Linked DNA regions of Homo sapiens: all the other regions are linked to region 1. The links are chromatin loops, found by intact Hi-C in ENCODE. Cell type or tissue: heart right ventricle. All regions are shown on one strand.

Region 1 (4,000 bases):
AGAAAATGTTGGAAGGACAAAGTATTTGGTTTCTGACAGAGGAAGGAGACTACTGTATTCTACAATGGAACTCTGGTCAGAAGCAGCACACGGTCTTTGTGGAAGCACGTGAAATGGTCCATTAAAAATATTAAGGAGCATGTGAGTGTGAGTGTAGGCTAAGTCAGGGAATGTCCTGAGGAGTCATGAATGAAGTCCTCCTTTCAGCACTTCATACCCTCCCCCACAGCACTTTCTCCCTTCATCTTTCACCTTCCCTGGTCTCTGAGCCTTTTCTCACCCCAGAGTCTCCATTCTCCTATCAATTATTTTCTTGCCCTTTGTTGCTGAGCCTGCTCCAGCCTTTCAGAAGTCAATCAACAATCTGAAGACAGAGTTTAGGAGACTTAGCCCTAGCATGGAGAAGATGGAAAGGGAGAGTTTGATCCTAATAGTTTGAGGGACAGTTTATCTGTGGTCTCCCCAGTCAAAAATCCCGTGCATTTGCTCATGAGACAGAATCATGACCTCTGGGTCTGTAGGAGTATTAATACTCTATTCTCTGGGCCCTAGGAACTTTATATTTGACTTAACTGAAACTGGTTGGATTTATTTAGGAAATTATTTAATTCCCTAAACTAACTTCTGAAGTGGTATAAGCTCATTTTAAAAGACACTGAAGTGAGAGGTTAGTTAACTTTCTAAGCTTACACACAAAGTGTGCATCTGGGATTTTGTATTCAGTTTTGCCTGATTCTGCATGTGTGTTGGTGGACCAGCTGATTGTACCTGACCACCATGTAGAATAATGTTTCTAGGGGAAATTAAAAAACAGAGTTACAAATGAGCTTTTTTAAATTGAAAATTTTATTGAGGTAATTGTAGATTCAAATGCGTATTTGAGAAATTATACAGAGAGGTTACTGGTGCAGAAAAGCTCCACTTTGCCAGATTTTCCCAAGGTTAACATTTTACAAAGAGGTAGTATAATGTCATAACCAGCATATTGGCACTGATACAATTCACCAAACTTTATTCACATTTCCTGTTTTACTTGTACTAATTTCTCTCTCTCTCTTCTCTGTCTGTATTAAGTTCTATACGATTTTATCACCTATGTTGATCCATGTATCCACAGATAAGATACTGAATAGAGCCAACCACAGGGGTCCCTCGTGTTACCCTTGTTAACAACAAATACCTCCATCTTTAACCCCTGGCAAACATGAATCTGTCCTAAATCTGTCCTTCATTTCTAAAATTTTGTCACTCCATATAAATTGTATAATGTAGTTTGTAACCTTTTGGGATGAGCTTTTCTCACTCAGCATAACCCCCTGGAAATTCATTCAATTTGGTGTGTGTATCAATAGTTTGTTCATTTTTCTTGCTAAGCAGTATTTCATGGTATGGATGTACCATAGTTTAACCACTCTCCTGTTGAAAGACATGTGGATTAATTCTGGACTTTTCTACTATACTTAAAGCTGCTGTAAACATTCATGTACAGGTTTTTGGGTGAACGTAAGTTTTTATTTCTCTGGGATAAGTGCCCAAGAGTACAAATGAACTTTTAATACAGTTCATAAATCCAGAATTAGATTTGGCGTGATCTTGCTCTGGGTTGCATTTTCACCTTTTATCCAGTTCTCTCAGTCTGATTTTGTGTGGGGCTCTCACCTATTTCCCTCTGGCCCTGGGCCTGTGTAAATTTCCAGGCTGATTAGGGTGCTCCTGAGCTCTGGGAAGGAGATTTGCTTCGCTTTGTTGCTGGCTGATCTCCGGGAGTCATCACTGCTATCAGTCATGCTTGTCAGTTTTGCCGCACCGATGTCCCTTTCCCCCAGTATGGATGTCCAGAGCTCCAGCGGTCTGCATAGTTAAGTCAGCAACTGTGTTCTGTCTTACTTCCTGTGGGAATGAAAGGCCTTCTTAGAGCCCCTGCGAAGTTTTTTTTTTTTTTTTTTTTTCCCAGCCCCTGTGAAATTTTAAAAGGAATGGTTGCAGCTTTTTCTTGCCCTTTGGTTCCCTGTAGTGAACACATGTTGCCAAAAGATGGCAGTGCACTTTGCAGCCACTGAGATCGCTCTTCCCTGTCGCCTGGGGCTTAGAGAATTGTGTCTTGTTCTTTATGTGTATGTTGAAAATGTGCAGAGCAGATTTTACAAAACAACAAAAGCACCAATAAAATGCTGTGAAGTTTAGAATCATGAAAAAAAAATCACGTTTGCAAATGGTTTATAATGGAAATAGTCCCCCACTTCTTAAACATGATTTGAATAGGGAATAGAACTCAGAAATGTGTGTATGAGTGTATAATTTTAGGTGTCAGTACTGATTGTTATATTCTGTATAGCTCCTGAAAAAGACCTGTGAAATGCTGATTTTTGTCTTTCATCTGATCCAAGATTAGCCAAGTAACAGGCCTGCTTTTGAACTCTGAGACTGCAGTCCTCAAGTAAAGGCCCTTGTATACACTTAGTTTTCATGGCAAAAATGGCTAATAATAAAACTCTTCACTTGCTAGCATTGGTCACTCCCCTGTGTGCGTCACTTTGGTGTGCGTCTGTGGGCATGTGTGTAAAGAACTGTTTAAACATTGGCTATGCACCAGAAAGCTGTGTGAAGTGAGAGATTATGGGGTTCACCGGATGTCATAAACAGACCAAGCTGGTGAGGATAAAGTGGGATGAGTTGAAATACAAGATTAGCTAATAAACTTTAAGCTGCATGCACGGAGAGAACCAGTGATATTAAACTCTGGTATGGGCATGTTAAACACTGGTGCCCTGCTGCTCTCTAGGGTGCCATCCCCGATGCCTTTTGGGATGGAATCAAAAAGCCCTGCTATGAACTTGATCCATGTGCAGCATCGTTAAGTGCAGAGCAGGCTGTGGAAGAGAGTGGGCTAGCTCTGGGATTGGGTATACAAGCTCCGGAGTGGATCCTCTACACACCAGCCAGTGTGTCAAGGTTGGAGGCTCTGTTTCACTTCCCCTGAGCTCAGTACCGCAGTCGCTTTCATCCTACAGTTTACAAAGTAGCTGCAATCCTGGGTGGCAGGGAAACAGGTGGCTTCACGGTAAAGCAGCAGGCTTTTTGCTACTGCATCCTTTGGCAAAAGCTTGGGCTAGGAGGAGAAATGTGCTGTGTAAAGTTTTAACCCTGAAAGCAGATGCTGTTACTATAGAGACAAGTGAAATGCTACAGTGGGAGGCGTAACAGGGGAGGGATGGGAGAAGGGAGGTGGGAGGGCAAGTAAGGCGAATCTAAAGGCTAGCACACTCCAAGACCTTCAACCTTTAGCAGCACTGTGACGGGGCAGGCTTGCATTCTGAAACTTGTGTGCTGGCGGCCTGCCACGTGCTGACTGGCTGAGTGGCAGCTGCTTGCGCTGTGCGGACTAGCTGGTGAGCACGTTGGCAGTTGGCATGGGCTCTGGGGGTGGGAACTTAGAGGGGTGGAATGTAGATGGGTGCTCAAGACCCAATGGCTGACAGTTTTGCACAAATGTTTCTCATGCTGGGCTTAAGTCACCCTTACGAGCCTGCTCAGTGATTAGGACCGGCTGGTGAAAGCCGGTCCTTTTGGCAGTAGATATGACATGTGTTACAGTTAAATCATTGTGGTGTCCCAGAATAACAGAGAATAAGAAAAACCTTGCTTTGGGTGTGGACTTCTGTAGAAAGGGTATAACTTGTACGGTCAGAGGCCTGGCTGAAGGAAGGCATTATTGGCCCTGAGTGGATTTTATACTGACTGGTGTGACCCTTATCCCCGTGATGCTGGTGAGAAGCTTCCAAATCTATTCTGAACTTTGCCTCATGCTGGTGATGTGAGCAACCCAGGGAGCTTTTTAGAAACATGTTCTTCCCTTTCTTTGTTTTCAGCGAATGCAGGTTGTGTGAAAGGAACTTTTAAGAATGGGTTTGAGGGCCTGATTAAGGACTGGATGAGTTAATTTCTTCCTATTGATAGAAGGAGGAACTAGTTGGGTCAGATGGTTATTTTAAAAGATATC
Region 2 (4,000 bases), 45 kb before region 1:
GTCTCCAAGATAGGCCTGGTCTAAAGAGCAGACCAGTGGGATGTGAACGGTAATAGGCCAGTTGGATCTGGTGGTCGGTTAGTCCATAGGGAAACCTGTCTCCAAGCAATGGAACAGCTGAATCCGCATGACTTGGTCCATAGGCCAAAAAGGAGGAACAGCTTTTAAGTGGCCTGCTATGTAGGCCCATTCAATTCCCAAGGAGGCAGGAAGCCAGTGGGATACAAAGGAAAAAACACCTTTCTGTGTCTGGGAAGTTGCTAGTCTGATCACGTGTATGTACATTTCACACACACACACACACACACACACACACTCTCTCTCACATTATGAGAGTCCAAGGGCCCCAAGAGTCTGTTCTGATAGAGAAGTCTAACATAATTCTCTACCACCGTACCTAAAACCAGACCAATCTTTTAAATCAGGGGCCTGGGTTTTAGTGGCTTAGTAGCTCATTTTAAGTTTTCCTTCTCCTTCCAAACAGAGAGGTCTGTGTCCTGTGTTATGCTGATCTATGGGAGAATTCCTGCAGGAGGAAGGGGCTGAAACATTGGCCTAAGGTTATTAAACAGAGCTTTCGTAATAAATATGTTGATACCATTTCTGAAAGATTTGCATATTTCTCTATCACATATTGTTCAATTTTATTAGAGGAAATCATTCTGGTATCCTGTTGGAATTGCTGAATTTTGGGGTATTATCTTAAGCTCCTTGATTTTAATGCTGTGGGAACTGAGACTCAGATTGAATAACCTGCCTTCCTTGACATTAACTGAGATAAGCTCCTGTTTTCAGAAGTTAGAACCCTCTACTGATAGTTGACTTTAGGCATGTGTTTTAAAAACGACAGTTGGATATGGTTGAGAGCTCAGTTGCTAAAGCTGTGAAGCAACTTGGGACACACGTTTAACCAAATAAAATTATTTTCCCCAGCTCATGCTGTGCTGACAGCTTCCAAAAACTGTGTTCACCTTCATTCTCTCCTCATAAAAAGGGGCTACAGGTATTTTTAAACCTGGGGTTTGAGGAAGAGAATGTTAATTATAAATCTAGATTAGTTGAATGTATTCAAGAATTTGCCAGACTGAATATGAATACTCTTGGAGTGTAAGTGAAACAAAAATGAGGCCTTTGGTGACCTATTATCTATCGATCTATATCTATCTATCTTTCATCCCAGATTGGTTTTAGAATGAGAAGAACAAAAGTTGCTTTTTCTCATTTCTTACTCTTACACAATGAAGTGGTTAACAAAATTGATACAGAGTGACAACTTTAATGATCATTCTGTTGCAAACAACTACAAGTCCAAACAAATATCAGCACAAAGAAAATCTCTATTCTGTGTAGCAACATGTTGGTCAGACTTTCGCCAATGAACCACCTATTTAAAAAGGACTTGATATTGACAAACATCTCTGATCAGTCTTTGACGTTTATAGTAACAAGCTATAATGTTATCTCCTACCACCTTTCTGTTTAGGCCCCAATATGAAATGCCTATGAATGTTATAATTTTGTATAACTCCAGGAGAAACATCCAACAATATTTTTCACCTTTTTTCCCAATAGTGAAAAAATCCAAATATAATAGTTATATTTATGGATTCTGCTCTTTGTTGAACACAGTGCTTTACAGACAACATATGGTGACAAGCCATCACTCTTCCTATTTTATGTAATGAGGAAACTTAAATACAGAGTCTTTAAGGACCTAGTCAGTCACACAAATACTGAGAAAATTCTATGCTAATAATCCTATCTGCAGGTCACATCGGCACCTTACTTTCAATAATCAACGCAGGGCCGATCAATTGCATTATTCTACTACATACAACTTCTTGTTTTAGAATCAAAGAATGTCATGCCTATAAGCGACCAGAAATGCCTGGACTACCTATTCGAAAACTTTCATCTTCATTCTTCTTAGAGACATTATGTCGTCATCACCTGCTGCCACTAGATGGTGCTTGTCATCGAAACAAAGGTCCTTCCTCCTTTCTGTTTTCTTTAGATGCCTATTAGGACCTTGGATGATACGAAAGAAATTTGATTAATAAGCTAAGTACTGGGCTGGTATTCTAAGAAGTCCTTTAGTACAGAGAGTTGTTGATTAAAAAGTAAACAAATCATTATCAGTAAAGCTTACTTACACCATTTTTCTAATTCCATCAGTTTTTCTGCTCATTCTTCTTGTCACCAAGCTGTGTGAACCCCAAGACAAAAAGAACTAATAAATCTTTCTTTGTGCTTATGAGAATCAAGAGACATGGCACAAGTTTTAGGAGAGGTGAACAAAAATCTCAGGATTCATTGTTATCACCCGGAAAAGCAATCGAAAGTGATCACATGCAGAGTTTATAAGAAAAATTAATCAATGACCTTTCAAAGGAAAACACGTATATCTCAACTACTGGACACTAATCAATAGGAAAGGAAATAGAACACTCTTTTAATTGTGGGATAGCAAACATCAAGTAATGAAAATGATAACAGAGGTTGTCAACGCTTTGCCAAAGACTCTTTTTCTCATTAATTTAAGACACATACCAAATCTCACCTCTATAGTACTCTCATTGTCTCCCTGCCTCCCACCCCACAAACCAACTTTATGCTCCTTTTAGGGTAAATTCTTGCCAATCTTTGTACTGAAATGCCTTCAGGAGTTACCTATTTAACTTACGTGAAGGAAAGTTTGATATATTTTGCAGCAGAATGCTTGAAAAATGTGTTTCTTGGACTTTTTCTTTCTTATTCACCAGCACTGAGTGTTCATGGCTGCTTCACGATTATAATGAGAAATTGCCAGCTATGTTGAAATACATAATCCACAGTGTGAAAAACTGCTGAACAGCAATGGCAAATTTTTAATACAAAAGTGACTTCCCTTTGCCTGTTAGCTTACTTTGCGGTTGCTGATTCTTGCTAACTGCCTGCTCAGGGAGTGAAAGTTAATTTTAACATTAGCCTAGAAACAGAACATAATCATTTAGGTGAAAACTTTAAAGCTAAATTTTTGTTTTATCTTTGGTTTTGAGTTTCCCATGAAAAATTCCCAGTGATATATCACTGCACTGGGTTATGTAGAATGTGTGAACATATATGTGAGCCAGATGTGACAACAGACACATGACAGTACATTTTAATTTCAGACATCAGATTGGCGTGTTTCCTTGTGCCTTCTGAGCATTAACTAAGGATTTTAAAGATAGAAACTTTTTAAAAGACACAGGCTCCATACCTGCTTTCCAAGCACTGGTGAGGCACCATGGATCTCTGGATCTCTTCCAGTTTTGAATACTAGAAAGAAAAGCCTCTGTCCTCAAATTATTTCCTCCCTACCCTCATTTTTTTTTTCTCTTGGAGGTCCTATAAGCTATAGCTTTGTATTGAAGAAATACTGGGGACCAGGAGCAGTTGGTATGTTAAATTATTTCTCTTGAGCTTTATGCATTTTGGTGGCTACTGTTGAAAACACAGTTTGGTCAGTGATGTCCACATACACATTACATATAATATGTATTACTAGAAAATGATATACACTTGCATGATATACCATGTGGTTGCAATCCATTAAGTGACTACTCTCTAGCAGTACCCAGAACAATAGATGGTGTGTCTGTGCTGACAGTCTGTTCATATCTTAATGGTTTACTTATGATTCAATAGTTTACCAATGGCAATGGTGCTGGATCACTGATATATTATTTGCTTGGCAAAGAGTACTTGAACCTCATTATTAGACTTAGGAACAGAATAAATACAAATAATCACTTTGCTAAGGCTGTTTTCCTAACTCCCAAGGAAGACAGAAAGGCATCAGTGACATAAGTGAAGGACACAGTTGACAACCACGTTATCTTCAGACATCTTTTGTTAAAGGTGAACAATTACTTAATACTGTGTTATGGCAGCACTCTATACGCCCCAAGTTTTATAAAGTAGAGTCAAGAGTGATCTGAGCTGGGAAACTCACGCAATTTTAGTTCTGCATGAAAGC
Region 3 (4,000 bases), 480 kb after region 1:
GGGTAGCCACACTCTTTTCTGACAGCCTGCGGTCTCGGAGTGCTCCTGAAGTGTCTAGGTTCTTGTTTTCATCTCTGTTAGCATCTAAGGATAAAGGGTTTGGGGGTATTTCTAGACCCCACTCATTCCTGGTTCTGGTTTCTTATGATCTGCTCTGTCTTGAGTGTCTGGGCTGCATCCCCTGCTGCATTTGCCCTGGCTTGGGCCATATTCTCTGACTCACAGCTCCCTATCAGCACTAATATTTTGATTGGGCTCACCCTGTTGCACAGAATAAAGTATCAGAAAGCACCTATACTGCTTCTGAAGAAATGCTAAACAATAAATTATTTAAGAAAAAGAAAATGGAGAAATATGTTGTGGTGTTTGGAAGAAAGGCGTGGGGCAAGTAAGGGAATGGTTCCTGGTAATAACTATAGTTAGTTTTTGCTCTGCTTTTTTACCTTAATTCTGCTAAGTTATCATATCAAATATTTTCAAAAGTGGTGATAGCTAATGAGGGCAGAGGAGCAGGGTGGAGCTTTGGAATTTTATTTACCTCAATGATTTGGTGCCTCTTGCCTCTGGCCTCCTTGGCATTTCAGGTCTTCAGGGATTTAAAACAATACTTAAGAGAACATGGCTACTGTGTTCAGATAATATGTAGTAATATTTTTAATTGAAGCAATATAATTGATAGCTGTTGTAATTAAACAGAGCCAATTAAAGGAGGAACCAAATACTTTGGCTTCTGCAATCTAGGTTCGGTATCTTTAAGAGTTACTGGTCTGTGTAGATTTTTGCTAAGATTGGAAGCCCACTGTGTTTACCTGGAGGCCTTCAGGCTGACTCTCCACTCTTTGAGGGGCATCTAAGTGAACACAGGCTGCAAATACAGCTCAGAGGGCTCTTAGATGGCCCTGTTGAGAAATTTTAGCAAAGATGGATTAAATCAAAAGACCTAGGTTCCTTCTGGACTTACAGATCAAGGATCTGGAAATTTTTACAGCATCTTAGACTGGAGAGGATTCCATGAAGTGTTTCTGGGCCCATGGCTGTTCTGTGCAGTCTCTGAACCAGTCCATAGCCACTGGCTTATGTATACAATTATTAGGAGAGAGGAGTGGTGAATGATCTGAGGGCATCCAAATGGCAAGGGACCAAATCATAATAATTTAAAAAAATACCCACTGCCCAAAATAGTTGCTAACATTTATTAACTGTGATCTTATTGTGTGAACATTTATTGTGTGATCTTATTCAATCATTACAATACCCTTTAAGGGATGGACACTATTATTTCCCCCAATTTTTAGATAAGGAAACTAAAAAATATTAATTACTTGATGTCTCATAGACAGAAAATGGAATTTTTCTTTTTGAATGGCTCAAAGTAAAAAGGAGGACATTACTGTTTAAATGTCTTGTTTTTTATTATGGTAACAATATGCAAAAAGTTTTAGATCTGCAAGACTCCCTTTGATTTTATGGTGGGAAATCAAAAACCCTGCAATACTCATTTTCCCAAGATCATGCAAGTAGTAAATGACAGAGCTGAGAATAAAACTCATGATTTTTGACAAACAAGGCAAAGAAGTCCTTTTCACTAACTTCTTGATGGCAGAATTTAGAAGGTTATGGAAGTGGTTGGAAGCCTGCCATTATACAGTAACCAGAAATTTGCTACCACCTAGTGGGTCAATTGAGTAATTTACATTTTCAAAAGCAGTTTCAGATATTGCATATTGAGCAGCATAAACATACACACACACAAAGAAGGAGAATACAAAGAATATGGGGTGAATAGGGATTTTGAAGATTCTCTAGTCTATTGCCAACATTTTGCAGATGGGAGCGTTTGAGTGTGAAGAATTGACAGGCTTCTCCAAGGTCACACAATAAATATAATGGAGGCAAAACTGGGAGTAAAACTCCAGTCTCTTTGGTTTTGGTTCAGTGTTCTTTTCCTCTGGTACTCTATAAATAGGAAAGAAAAGGTTCTTTCAGTTAATGGAATCCAAAATCAAAGTATTTGCCTGAAGTATTTTGAGGCTTTCAGCACACATATATCATTCAACTTTCTATTTTGGCAGTCAAGTCTTGGTTATATTAGTGGAAAGGAAAATGTTTGTATGTAATAGGGACATATATCTGTATATCCATATTTATATACATTTATGTTTATATACCTGTACTTATAATTATACCTATACTTATATACCTACACTCAGAGTGCTCCTAAAGTTGCTAGGTTCTTGTTTACATTCCTGTTAGCATCTAAGCATAAAAGATATAGGATGTTTCTTGATGCTGTATCCTTAGATACTAACAGGGATGAAAACAAGAACCTAGCAACTTTAGGAGCACTCCAAGACCTGAGGCTGCCAGGGGTGTTGAGGAAACCAGAAAAGAGTATAGCTATCCCCTTATTGAGTCAACATTAGGAAATACGTCTGCTAATATTGCTCATTCTTATTCACTGAAAGATGCCTCATAACCTCCAAAAAGGCCTATAAGATAAAAGTAATTCTTAGTCTATTTATCTTAGGCTAATACTAGAATAAATTTCCATTTCTTGGGCACGTAATAACTTGTGATATACTGGAAGTAGGCTGGATGGCAGTAGAATGCTGTTCAGTATTTTTTTAAAAAATAGTTAATAAAACAGATGAATAGACTGTAAATAATCGAGTATATATTGTATAAAGTATGCTTCATGCCATTATTGTCATAGTGGTAAAGGAGTTTTATAACAAATTTTAAAGAAGCTGATTTCAAAAACATTTTTATTTCTATTTTTGATAAATTTATTTTGCATATGAAATAGCACATAAGATCTACCATAATACACTTTTAAATATTCTTAAGAACTGGTTTGTTGTATCTATACATGAAATGGACCATTACTTAAAATGGTGGGTCCTTCTTTGTCACATTTGTTAGATTCTTTCTTAAAACAATCTATCTTGGGAAGTAAGAACTGTTTGACTGTGTTCTTTTGAAAGACAGCAGGGGAACTAGGGCAGAGACAAACATGGGCTCCTCTCAGGAAAAAGCAGTCCTTTTTTTTCTTGGATGATTTCTAAAATGTCCCATATGGAGATTTTAGAGAATTTCTTGGTTTTTCACCCCTTTTTTACATGCTCTAGGTATGCTCCTCCAAGACACTCTCATAGGTGGAAGCCACCATCAAGCATCTTGCCATCTTCACTGTACTCATTTGTCATCATCTTCAATTTTGCAGGATTGTAAACACAGTGAAAAATTTCAATATACATTCAGTAATTTTAAAATGACAATGAGAGAAAGAAAGAAAGATAGAAAGAAGGAAGGAAGGAAGGAAGGAAGGAAGGCAGGCAAGCATTAAAACTTTTAAACCCAAACAAAAATACACAAAAGGAATCTGGCTGCTTGTTTGGATACATAGGTAGAAAAATGTCTTTCTGACCGAAGCAAGAACAATTTCCTCCATTACAACTTTGGCCATCATTTAGATAAGCTGCTTTTCTTTAACCACTATGCCTAATAGGCAGAGATAGGGCAGGATCTAGTTGAGATCCACCACCATCATTTAACTTGTAGCCAATCACTTAATCTCTGTATGTGTTAGTTTCCTAATATAAAACTGGTGTAATTATTATAGCTATCTTACAGTTTTTTTTGGTGTGTGTGAATATGACATACTGCAGTTAAAGTGTTTAGAACAATGTTTGGCACATAGTAAACAATTTTAAGCTATTAGAATAACTAAGAATGGGTTGCAGTTAGTTTTTTTTCTTTTAATTTTAAAAAAATTTTTGCATACATAGTAGTTGTATATGTTTATGGTATATATGAAATGTTTTGTTACAGTCATGCAATGTGAAATCATCACATCATGAAGAATGGAGTATCCATCCCTTCAAGCATTTCTCCTTTGTGTTACAAACAATCTAATTACACACTTAGTTATTTTGAAATGTACAATTAAGTTAGTATTGACTATTATTGACTATTATAGTCTCCCTGCTGTGCTATCAAA
Region 4 (4,000 bases), 220 kb after region 1:
CAAGTAATCCACCCGCCTCGGCCTCCCAAAGTGCTGGGATTACAGGCATGAGCCACCGTGCCCAGCCTCATTCATATTTTTGAGCTATATAGGGGATGAATGTTCTTCTTATACCATTTTGCAGTTGAGAGATGAAGGCAAAGGGAAGATTCAGCATCAGTGCTGGGAATAGAACTTTAAATAGATTTCTGAATCTGAGACAAGAGTTTTAGGGACAGCCTAGGGAGATTCTAGAAAAGATTGGAATAAAATGTTTTAGGGTTCTCTTATAAAGAAGAATAAAACCCTAGTTTGTGCTTTTCTAATCTTGATTTGCACATGTAAGGTAATTGGTTATTAAGTAAGCTCCAGACTGTTAAAAATTTAGAATGTTTACCCTCTTAGTGGCACTGTAAGATAATATATATATGTTACAAATAATTATTTATCTAAAAGAAGTAGTTTGTGATTAATTGTCAAAGCCATTAAAAAAACTTAGAGGGATTGGGATGGAGATCCTGCTAGTTCAATTTTGTCACATCCACCAGTTTAATTGCTAGCTGCTATTAATATTTACCGCATGTAATGCAGTTGGTTATGGTGGGTTTGTGGTCCTCATGAATCCATTATGGAAGCCACAGTTTAGCCACATTTTCCAAAGCTGATAAAGATGAATAATGGGTTATTGAATTCACTGTTGTTTTGAGAGAAGGATATAAAGGATTGGTACATGCTGAGTTTATGCTAGAAATAGCTGTGATGTATCAGGAAAGAGGGGGGTGCATATCTTTTCCGAAAACATCAAGTGGTTTAGGAAGGCTAGCTCCTTTTCTCATATTATGCTCTGTTTCTGCTTATAATTATTTTGTGAATGTGAGTATAGGCCGTTGGTTCCGGACACAGATTATTTGGTTAATACATCCTTTTGTTGTGGAGAATGCTGGAGGCATCTTCCGCAGGCATAATTAACTATATGAAAAAACTCAGAAAAGTAGAAAAGGGCCTCATGAAGATTATTCAGATAACTAGACGCTATTAAAAATTGTAACTCTGACTTATTTATTTATGAGTGAATAAAAAGAACTTAGTAACATAAATTAATGCTTTTTTTTTCCAAGCTGTCAAAGTAGGCTGTGCCCTTGCAGCCACACAAATGTGATGTTTACTCTAATTTGTTAATAGAGAAAAAAGCTTCTGGATAAAAATAACATCTGTCCATTGACAAAAAACAGCTTGGGTCATGAAAGGAGTTTTCAGTACATTATAAAAGCTGAGTTTGGCAGGATGTACTTCAATCATAAAAGTTGTAACAGCTTTCGCTTCTTTGAAGGTTAAAGGAGAGAAAACATATTTCAGGCAGAGGGAACTTCAACTTGTTGGATTGTTTTGTGTTCAGTTTTCTCGGATTTCTCATCCCATTTCAATAATGCAGTCCAGATTAGAAGCTTCTTAAAGGTGTCCATTCCTCCAGATGACATTTTTGGCTTGAGGTTATGTTTCCTGCTGCTTATGAATGCTTGGATTCTCTCTATTTATCATTTTAAGGAGGCAGATTTACTGAATTATTCCTGATTGGAGTAATGTGAAAATTTTAACTGGTATGTCCACCATGTTGGTTTGGCCCTTGGTGTTATTCCATTAATGAAGAAATACCTTCTTTAAAAAATAAAAATTGCATTACCCAGGAAAGAGGAATACTACTTTTATATCTGTGTTACTGAACCAATATAATTCTCATATATTGTGTTTATTGCTATCGTGTAGACACCATTGATCTGCTGCTTCCTTTCATTCTTTGACTGGTTCTATTTAGCAGAGAACAAAGAGTAAATATTTTATAGAAAATGTCTGTCCTCGTCTCATAGGATGTAACTTGGAGGCTCCATTACTCTATCAGCTATTGGAATACCCACTGCCTGCCAAAGTTTATGTTTGAGGACTATTAATGACTGAGAATGTTTTTTCACTAACTAGACAATGTTTTGGCTTTGTTGCTATATAGTCAACCTGATAATTAACTCATTATCAGTGTCAGTTGATAAATACATTTCCATAATATGTATTTGTAAGCTATAATCATGATGGAGGTGCTAGGGAGAGGTAGGAAGAGATACAGAGTGTTTGGAAAAGTTTTGGATATTATGCATTACTGAAAAGTTAATATTTAGATACATGAAGATAATAAAAATGGAAGCAGAAGAAATCTATTATTTAAAAATGTACTAAGGATCCAGGTGTTAGATATTTTCTCTTGTGGCACAGCATCTGCCCCTTTTCACCTAAACCCACACCCTTATTGAATTGAAACATGACCATCTGTAGTCAGGCAAACGAAATTGAGAAATGTGACCAGTACTTATGTTTCTCAATGGGATTAAAGCATTATTTTGCTTTAATCATTAAATATATTTTGTGCATGTTGCACTCAAATCAGTGATCAGTCCCTTTAGAAAAATACACTTTACAGTCCTAAAGAAGCACTTTATAATACTATACGTAGTGGCATATAATTAGGGGCCAGCTTCGAAGGGACAAAAGTTCTAGTGTCAATTGAACTTCAGTGTTAAAAGAGCTGAAATTCAATTCAAATAATGACTTCCTTCATACTTGAACAGACTTTGGTGCCTGCTGATTGCTATCTACTTTGGTAACACTTGAAAGTGAGTGTGCTGCTTCACTTCAGAGCTGGTTTCTAAGCAAATAAGTACTAAGTGGTTTTATGGTTATTCTGGTATAAAACCTGAGTATTCAAACTTTCAGACACCTTTTTACATTCTTCATTTCTGGGATTTTAGAATCCCTTTTGGGTTGAATTTTATGATAAAAAAAAAGTAATTATACATTCAAGGGCATTTTGGAACAGACCCAAACATTTTTTAAAGTATTTGCTGTCAATCCTTTTTTATTTGAAGTGAGGGATATAAATAAGTAAGTTAAAAATAAAATTCTGCTGAGCAAAATGGCAAGCTGTTTCTGGTACCATAAAAATCTTACCTAAGATTTCTTGTCCCTGGCTAAGCATCCAGAAGTGACCCAGAGTGACCTATGGAAGACTTATGGAAGTCATTTTTGGACTTCTGTTAAATCACAACCTTGGTATATCAGTTGGGCAGGTAGTATTAGGCAGAAATATGTGGTGAAAAGAACAGGAGGTAAGAATGCCTATATATCTACTCTTTGTCATTTACTAGGCACAGATCTTGGGCTCTTCCATTAACCTCCACCAGCCTCATTTTCCTCACCATTAAATGGGAATAGGATACTTTCTTTACTGCAGAGGGTCATATGGAAATGTAAATAAAGTGATGAATGTGAAGTGCTTTGGAGGCCTTATAAGCTGGGCAGGCATATGATGTTATCATTTTTATTGTCCTCATTATCTCCCCGTTAGGTGATACATGATCAATATCAAGGTGGGATTTATCCCACGTCACCTTTTGTAGATTTTTTTGTAAATTTTTTCTTACTCATTTACTCATCAGATCCCCGCATCCACAGTGCCAACATGCCACAGGGCAAAGGCCCTGTGTGATAAGTGAGGGATTTTTTCCAACTTGGTTAGAGGTGAACCTAAGTGGGGTTAAGTTTGTTATTGTATGTTTCAGGACCTGTTTGCTATGAAGCAATGTTTTGTGCATTATGAAGAAAAAATGTTGGTAAATGACAAGAGGACACCCACAAAATAATTTTGACTGTCTGTGAATGATGCTTTATTTTGAATTTCTCTCATATTTCTCTTCCCTTACTTTGGCTGTCACCATGTGGCTTACTTGTAGAGGACTTGGTTTTTGCTGATTCCCAGTCACTTCTGAGTAGACATATTTCTTAAAAGTGTGGAGACGATCATCTGTCACTGCCCATATTGGGTAAGGAAAAGTCAGAGAAATGTGAAGATGCACTAACTCTTTCTAGTTATTGTGCTTGATGGGTTTGCTCCAAAGATTCTGAAAATCAGTAGAAATGGAGAGAGAAAAAAAGTTTAAAATAGAAAGATTGAATGACTCATATTAAGCACTTGAAG
Region 5 (4,000 bases), 320 kb after region 1:
TAGATTGTTAAACATTTACTTTCACATATTATGAAAGCTGAGAAATGGCCTACATACCTTCTCAATCTTGCTTTCGGATCCTTACATAAGTTGAGTACTGTCTAGATGAACAGCATACTACTCAGCGCTGTCCAGTAGAGAAGGCAGGGTGCCTGCTTTCAAGGTGCTTATTATGTTTATCTTAACAAAAACAACCAGTACCACTACTGCCGCTATCACCATTTATTAAGCACCTATGACATTAACAACTACAGTTTAAATTGCTACAAGATGCTTTGCCTGTGTTACTTCATTGAATGGTCTTAAGTCCTCTATGGAGTGGGCATATATATCTCCATTGTTCTGATTAGAAAATTGTATACAGATAGGTTAGGAATAAACAAATAATAAGTGTATCTTTGACTTAAGTCTTAAACAGTTATTCAACACTATAGTACAGAAGGTCTCTACCATAGCAGCTATAAGATGCAGCTGTGTGTTTAATTGCTAGGGGGAATAATACAAAGAAGATAAAGTCCCCTCTTTCAAGGAGTTTAACTTACCAAGCAAAGCAAGTCAGTTTCCTTTGGTCATCTTAATTCCCCTCTGGAAATATGACTAGATAGCGAATATGAGTCTTTTCTTCACATGGTTTTGTTATCTCTTTCTACAGAAAGGAGCAGGGTATCACTTGGATCTCTTTTGGGTGGCCATCCTCATGGTTATATGCTCCCTCATGGCTCTTCCGTGGTATGTAGCTGCTACGGTCATCTCCATTGCTCACATCGACAGTTTGAAGATGGAGACAGAGACTTCTGCACCTGGAGAACAACCAAAGTTTCTAGGAGTGAGGTGTGTTAACTCAGAGGAAAATGGCTCCCGAAAACACACTGTGCACACATCTATGTGGCAATCATAAGGATATGGGCAGATTTGGAGGAGACAGGGCTTGTGATGATTAATTTATTCCTATATTTTTTGTTCCAGAAAGGACTAAATTTTCATCAGAGGTTTCAGTGATTTTTTTAGTTTACTCCTCATGATATATCATTTTCATGGATTTCCAAAAGGCTAAATGTTGCAATATAAAACTACAACCAGATTACTTTTTTTCAACATGCAGGTGATTTTGGTGCTGCAGTGTTTACTGTATCACAGTCATATGTGAAGGCCCTAAAACTCTTGAGTCTGCTTATGACTTTTAAGATTCTGTAATGGGAAAGGTATTCTTATTTTCCAATTCATTTTCTGTCCCCATAAACACTGAGAAACTTTAACCTCCAGACGTTCAATTTGGGTAGCTGTGAAGGGCAGGAGTAGAAGGTTTTTATACTCTGTTGAGCACTTTTTACAGCAAACTCTGCTCATAAGTGCTTGGGTAGAGAGCTCACATGACAGAGCCATCGTTTCCCACGGCAAAACAGTGGGTGATTCTTTTTTGGGGTGGGGAGGGGGTGTAGGATGGGAATTATATTTGTTGAAAAGTACTTTTGTTGTTGTAGATTTGGAAATTAGACTGATGTGATTTATTGTGCTAATGAAATTTCCTTGAGCTGTTTGTTAATTGGAATATGGGACAATGTAATATCTGTCTCCTATGAAAGAAGGTGTAAGGGTAATTACACAAGAGGATAAATTGCTTTAAAAAATAAGGTCTTCAAAGAGTCCAGTAATTGATGGACCAAGAGCAAGTGATTTTTCTTTCTTGATTCCAAAAGGAGCAAAAAATTTAGCAGGATTACTTCTTTCTTCGTGAATTCAAATCACATATTGCAGTCACTTTAAGAGATTTTTTTATAGTTACGTTGGGTTTATACGCTATCCTTGAGGTATTATTTACATGATATCAACACCTTTGTTGTTTTAGCCAAACATTGATTTTGTCAATGTGTAGTTTTTTTGAAGGTGAAAAGACAAGAGCATGTTTATGAAGACAAGAGGTAGATTGGTAATCTTTTGATTTGGTTTCAGGGAACAAAGAGTCACTGGAACCCTTGTGTTTATTCTGACTGGTCTGTCAGTCTTTATGGCTCCCATCTTGAAGGTAAATATGTGAAACATTCACCTCTTCCTTCTCAGAACACTGACATATAATTGGACATGTGAAGAGTGAAATTCCTCATGAGATATTTGCGAGATTCTCATCAGTTCTGTAACACACTGAAGCAGGGGTCAAGTAGAAAGAGAGCTTTAAATAGCTTTTGTCTTGATTTCCTTCTCACTCTTTCATCCCCTCCCTTATCCTTAGTTTTGCAGTTATTTGATTGAACTATATTAAATTAACAATATCCAAACTTTCTGATCTGTGAAAATAGTAGTTTCATGCAATTGAATCAGACTGATCTTCTCCCCCTCCTCCACACACACATTTTTTATTCTCCTTGTCTTTTATACATTCTTTCTTCTATCACCTTCCATTTGCTTGTATCCAAATCTTGTCCCTCTTCCCTCATTAGGCTCCTAAATAACATGAGTGATGCAGGATAACCATTTTGATATTTTTCGACTATTCTTAATTATTACTTTGTTTCTATTTTATTTGAATCAGATGGCCTTATAATTCACAAAGGTAAATTAGAGTAAAATTACTGACTCATAATTAGAAAGCTTTAGAAATGAACTTTTGAAGAAGAAAAATTATATGATATTGGTTGTTTAGAAAATTAGGGGTCAATATATAGGTTTATTGATGGGTTGGATATCTGCCTAGATAGATAAATGCAAACTGTATGTGACAACCTATTAAGAAGTAAACTAAAACTAAAAACTAAAGAAAGTTAGTGTATACCTCTTCATGAAGTTTCCAATTTTCTTTTATGATGCAAACATTTTATTTTTTTCAATCATATAAACATGCTTGCGAATTATTGATAGTTTGTATCTTATGCTTTATACTACAGTACAAAGCATGCAATTCACCCATGGACCTAACAGCTATAAACAACCACTGTTAACGATATCCTTCCAAATTTTCTCTTACAATTTTTATTTTTAAACATTTTAATTTTAAAGGCTTTTAAAATGCTCATATAATTACATAAGTAATGGGGCAGTACAATCTTCTGAAGAATTCAAACAATATAGAAGTACACATAGTGAAAAGCAAAAGCCCTCTGTTCATCTAAAGTTAGCAAATTTTATGTCAGTTGCCAATCAGATGAAATTGAGGAAAGTGGAACTGTAATATCTTTGATCTGTAAATAAGACTAAGATTGCCTTCAGGGTATTTAGACTGATGTATACAGTATGCACAAAATACTTGTTAAACAGTTAAAATATGTAATTATTCATCTTTTTTCCTTGGTTTCCACAATGTCAATGAACTGGTTTAATTAATTTCTGACTGGATTCATGAGGAAATATGTATCTCATCTTAGACAAGACATTAAGATTAAAAATAACCTCAGAAAAGTTGTTTCTGACTATGTACAGAGGGCTGTAAAAGAGTACAGAGCTTATGTTCTGCAGGGACAGAGGGAAACCTTTTGTCACCTTTGCCAGTGCAAAGCAAGTTATGGGATAAGTGTGAAGATGTGGTGACTTTCACAGCATTGAATCTGCTGCCAAATGCTTTATGTTCTTCCGTTATCCTATAGGCACCAGCACATCAGCTGGTGGAAAGCCTAATGACAGTGTTACCTTTTAGGCAATGGAACCTCATCCAGTGAGATCATTTTTAGAGAGTTCACTGCAGACAATTATGAGCCCATGTTGTGAGAAGCTCTCCTGGAAATGAATTTTCCCTGTGGGTTCCTTGAAGGTGGGCTCACTTCAAGTAGGTGCAGAGTTTCTTTTATGAGCTCTCTTTGTGCTCAGTCACTAGTGAGGGATAAATGGGCAGAATCTTTTCATCAGTTCTAATTTACTCATCGCCTCCCCCATTTTTCTTTTATTTTTATATTATTTCTTTTCATTAATACAGTATAAAATCCTAATTCAAAAAAGTCAGATGTGTTTAAAAGTTCCTTTTGTGTGTATATGTTACAGCAAATTGGCTTTATTCCTAGAGAATCTGACAGTT
Region 6 (4,000 bases), 320 kb after region 1:
AATTTATTAATGACTTACCAGGTTACAAAGTTCGTAAATAATAGAGTCAAAATGTGAATTCAGGCAGTTCTGACATGAAAGCCAATCTCATAACCCTCAGGGTTTACAACCATTTAAAACAAAACATAGTACTTGCTCTCAAAGAACTCATTCACTTTCATTTTCCATGAGATGATCTTCTCCAGCTTCTTTGATCCAACTTCCAGTCCTTTCATGTGCAGATAAATACAGCATTTTCACAAACTCCTCATCATACCTCATTCCAGTTTCTTCAATGACTAGGAACCAGATTGCAAGTCAGTACTTCCTTATCAGCTTAGATTTTCAAGATTTAAGGGAATTAGGATATTATTTGAATAACATGTTTCTGAATATAGTTGTTACTGCTGAAAGGGCAATATAGTAGAACTTAAATAAGACCAGGGCTTTGAATCTGACCTTTGCAGCCATTCTTCTGGTCTGTACTCCTGCCATTTTCCACCCTGACCACTGAGGACCAAGGAGAGTTCTGCTGGGCAATTGCAGCAGGCTTCTTGACTTGCCAGTCAGGTCTTCATGATAATTATGACATTAATACCTCATTTATCATTTATTATCTATTCAGAATGAGGCCCTGGACTAGATATTTTATGTGATATACTCTTTATCATACCCTCTTTTAAATGAGAATACTGAGGATAAGAAAAGTTAGTAATTTCTCAATGTTACATAAGTAGTAGGGCCAGAATTTGAAACTAGGCCTGTCTGACTTTTGTGCCCATGCTCTTAATCAGGATCTCGTTCTGGATTGTACATTCACATGTACACACACACACACATACACACACACATACACACACACACATACAGTGACGATTATTCTGCTAGAAGGTCTCACTGCTGTACTGAATTCTGGTTGGACAACTACACTCTACCCTTATTTTTAAATTTACCCTTTTCTCGTTTACTCTTCTGGGAATATTCAAATACTATCAGCACATCAAAGGGAGGTATAAGTGAAAAAGAGTAGAACTGCATTCACCAGAATTTGAAAAATTTGGTGACATGGTCTGAGTATGTTAACTCCTATTTTGATTTTATCTCAATTATTCCATCTGCTTGTAGGGTCAATACTTGATTTCATGTATGGTAATCTTATTTATAATTATACTTTTGTGCTTTCTGGGTATGATTGGTTATCCATAAAATTTCCTTTACATAATTTTATCATTTGGCAATTCTTGATATGCCTGTATGGTATACTTTGTGCTGTTTATGTTTTAATTACTCCTGTCTTGCTTTGTAAAAATATCTACCTACTATTACTATGTAAATTATACTGGTTTAACTTAAGATGGAGTTCCATCTTCTTAAAATGCATCTTCTCTTTCCTCCTTTGAGAAATTTCTATTGCAAGAAATGATTATTTTGTGATGAATTTTTAAGGATTGACCTCCTGTGACCCATGAACTAAATCCAATAAAAAGTATCCTCTAACCCAATAATTCTGTCAAGTTTCATCAAGTTTTCCATATTGGAAGATTTTTATTGAGATGTTGCATTATCATAAGGAAAATGGCAAATTTCAAAAGACATATTTTTATCACATTGAAGTTGGCCCAAAGTCAACTTAATAGCCTTCTTTATATGTATTATTTCCTTTTCAACAAAGAATAACTGTTTAAAAAACATCTTCATATCTAAAGCTATTTTTCTACCCACAACCCATGCCATTCTATGTTACTGATACCTTCTGATTTTATTTTGTGGTAGATTTGGTGATATCTGTAATAATAAATTCACAGAGAATGGAACTAAGCACCAAGGCAAAAGTGTCCTTCACTTTGACATTAGAACCACATTAGAAAAAACATTTAGCTAAGCCTAGCTGAGGGATGAGGATGAGGCCAGGGATGGTCCCTTTGTGGTGGCTTTCTTTCAAGCAAGAAAAATGCTTTACCCAGATTAAAAAGGAACTACTGCAGGAATTCTAACTAGTTTTCCATGGTTGAACTATACTTCTCTTTTCCCTTCTTACTTTTCTTTCCTTCCAGCTGCCCCACCCCCACCACCCACCAAATTGAAAATGAAATGACAAGAAAGAAATATGGGAGATGTTTAAAAAATGAATCAAAGCTATGCAATGATCCTTCTCTTAGTTTTTTTACTTTATGGTACATTTATACACAAGAATCACAAGGAATAGAAACATGCACATTGCAAAATAAATGAAGGCATGTGTCAGAAATAAAGAGGCTTGAGTGTGATGTGTTCACCTCTTTGTGGTGACTGTTAGGTATTACAGCTTCCCCAGCAGGAACATCATCCCTCCTACCCCCGTCAACATTCTATGTCACTTTTAGTTTTTTCTGACATCAAGAGCAAAATTAGCTACATTAAAATTGTTAGTCTTTTTTTGAAGAAGCATTTGATGTTTTGTATATATAAATAAGGATATTTATTTCATATAAATTTAAGCATCCCTATGGCTAGCCAATAAAAATTGGAAATATTTGTTACACATTTTAGAATTTACTCATTCTCTAATAGTGGCCAAAGAGTCTCAGATATGGAACTACTTTAGGCAATCACAAGGAGAGGCTGATAGAAATTGTGCTTCACTTAGTACGTGCAGTATTTTTAAAATTACTCTAAAGCCATACTATGTTTTCTGGTTACAATAGCCTCCTTTATGTGGATTTGGTAAGATTGGCCTTAATTGACTTGCGGTTTTAGTATTTTAGCTTTGAAAAATCCTGAAATTACTTGAACTTCTTTTCAAATTCTAAGGTTGAGAACCTTTTGTTTTTCAAACAGAAGACTTCCCAGAAACAGAATCATCCTTGATTTGCTTAGTTTCCTCAGTACTAGGGACATTTCAAAGGTCTAGGAATAGATACAGTTTACAGACATCACTTCTCCTTGTTAAAACACTTTGTATTAATATAAAATATTTTTTGCTAATGCATGAAAAGGTATTAATTCAGTTTTAAAAGATGTGTATTAATCCATGTGTGTAATTAATTGCTTCCAAGTGCTCCAAGGTCCTTTCAAGCAGTTCTCTTTAGTTAGTTCTCATAATATTTGCAAGAAGCGAGGGGATAGTCTTTTGATGTTTATTTTATTGAAAGAGGCATCTATATACCAAGCTGATAGACTATTTGGCAAAAATTATTAAGGACAAAAATGAACAGACTATATTGAAAGGAACTTGATCTCAAGAGTGAGGCAACCATCTATTAATACCTCTGTTTCTGTCTACCTCACAGTCCATAGAAGCATCTTGTTTACATAGTTATTCCTTTTCAGGGTGAAGGGAAACATAACTTTTCCTCCATTAATTAAAAAAAAGTTATTAGTAAGGTCATGCATGCTCACTAAAAAAACAAGCATCCAATGAAAATTGAAAGTCCATTATACCCTTCTTCATTTATTTCTATTACAAAGAGTTTAGAAGTTCATCAATTGACTAGTAAAGCATACTAGTTAGAGGTCACTAAGTTATTATATCCTATATTTTAGTTTTAGATTTAGCCTTTATTTAAATGATTCCTCTTCATTCCTCTTTTTTCTTGTTATCATTTTTAAGTTGTATCCATTTTTTTCCTTCTAGTTTATACCCATGCCTGTACTCTATGGTGTGTTCCTGTATATGGGAGTAGCATCCCTTAATGGTGTGCAGGTAAGTTTTTGAATAGCAATGTAAGTACAGTAGTGTTTTTCTAGTAGTAAGAATAGTCCAGTAACAGATCTTTGAAGAAAAGTGCTAATCATTATTAACTGCTGAGTTTTTAAAATGCATTTATTTTCTACTTCACCATTCACCTGCTTTTCATTTCTGGTTTAATCAACAAGTTAGCCAGTATTAAGAAAAGTTGCCATACATACCCATTGTTTAAATAGGCTGTTAAAAGTCATTTAACCAAGAAAGCAAGAGGCTATAATCTTTCTTTTCCTTCCCCTTACCCATCTTTATCTCCTTTTTACTGTCTCAGGAAGGATACCTAACTCTTTCTGTGTG

Evidence for each region. Peaks named below come from ENCODE experiments on the same cell type or tissue, not always from the same donor. Only the 100,000 strongest peaks of a DNase experiment are listed, where the experiment ranks them.
Region 2: a loop joins it to region 1, with 2.2 times the contacts of the local background. A loop is called at or near these places in 22 of 110 quality-filtered maps.
Region 3: it touches region 1 in a loop (6-fold over the local background); 35 of 110 quality-filtered maps call a loop at or near these places.
Region 4: it touches region 1 in a loop (2.0-fold over the local background); 5 of 110 quality-filtered maps call a loop at or near these places.
Region 5: a loop joins it to region 1, with 5 times the contacts of the local background. A loop is called at or near these places in 37 of 110 quality-filtered maps.
Region 6: a loop joins it to region 1, with 8 times the contacts of the local background. A loop is called at or near these places in 37 of 110 quality-filtered maps.

The regions. Positions count from the first base shown.
Region 1 is chr4:71,227,885-71,231,884 of GRCh38, forward strand. The region is part of intron 1 of SLC4A4 (solute carrier family 4 member 4); the gene reads left to right. Among named protein-coding and RNA genes, the nearest start is that of SLC4A4, 43 kb to the left of the region's middle. In heart right ventricle, a CTCF peak has its summit at 2,029 (motif pointing right); a DNase peak (open chromatin) is centred at 3,367; H3K4me3 peaks cover 1,176 bases; H3K27ac peaks cover 2,582 bases.
Region 2 is chr4:71,182,428-71,186,427 of GRCh38, forward strand. LOC124900712 (a long non-coding RNA gene) reads right to left here. Exons shown (of 2, transcript XR_007058133.1): 1 at 2,154-4,000; 2 at 1,261-2,028. It also overlaps a transcript of SLC4A4 not described here. Among named protein-coding and RNA genes, the nearest start is that of SLC4A4, 2.8 kb to the right of the region's middle. In heart right ventricle, CTCF peaks have their summits at 1,955 (motif pointing right) and 2,155; a DNase peak (open chromatin) is centred at 1,957; H3K4me3 peaks cover 474 bases; H3K27ac peaks cover 320 bases; H3K27me3 peaks cover 239 bases.
Region 3 is chr4:71,712,136-71,716,135 of GRCh38, forward strand. No RefSeq gene overlaps it. Among named protein-coding and RNA genes, the nearest start is that of GC, 70 kb to the right of the region's middle. In heart right ventricle, CTCF peaks have their summits at 1,649 (motif pointing left) and 1,850; no DNase peak of the experiment used is centred here.
Region 4 is chr4:71,443,383-71,447,382 of GRCh38, forward strand. The region is part of intron 8 of SLC4A4 (solute carrier family 4 member 4); the gene reads left to right. Among named protein-coding and RNA genes, the nearest start is that of SLC4A4, 260 kb to the left of the region's middle. In heart right ventricle, no CTCF peak of the experiment used is centred here; no DNase peak of the experiment used is centred here; H3K27ac peaks cover 544 bases.
Region 5 is chr4:71,545,698-71,549,697 of GRCh38, forward strand. It overlaps SLC4A4 (solute carrier family 4 member 4), which reads left to right. Exons shown (of 26, transcript NM_001098484.3): 19 at 653-831; 20 at 1,951-2,023. Among named protein-coding and RNA genes, the nearest start is that of GC, 240 kb to the right of the region's middle. In heart right ventricle, no CTCF peak of the experiment used is centred here; no DNase peak of the experiment used is centred here.
Region 6 is chr4:71,551,548-71,555,547 of GRCh38, forward strand. SLC4A4 (solute carrier family 4 member 4) reads left to right here. Exons shown (of 26, transcript NM_001098484.3): 21 at 3,593-3,661. Among named protein-coding and RNA genes, the nearest start is that of GC, 230 kb to the right of the region's middle. In heart right ventricle, a CTCF peak has its summit at 2,267; no DNase peak of the experiment used is centred here.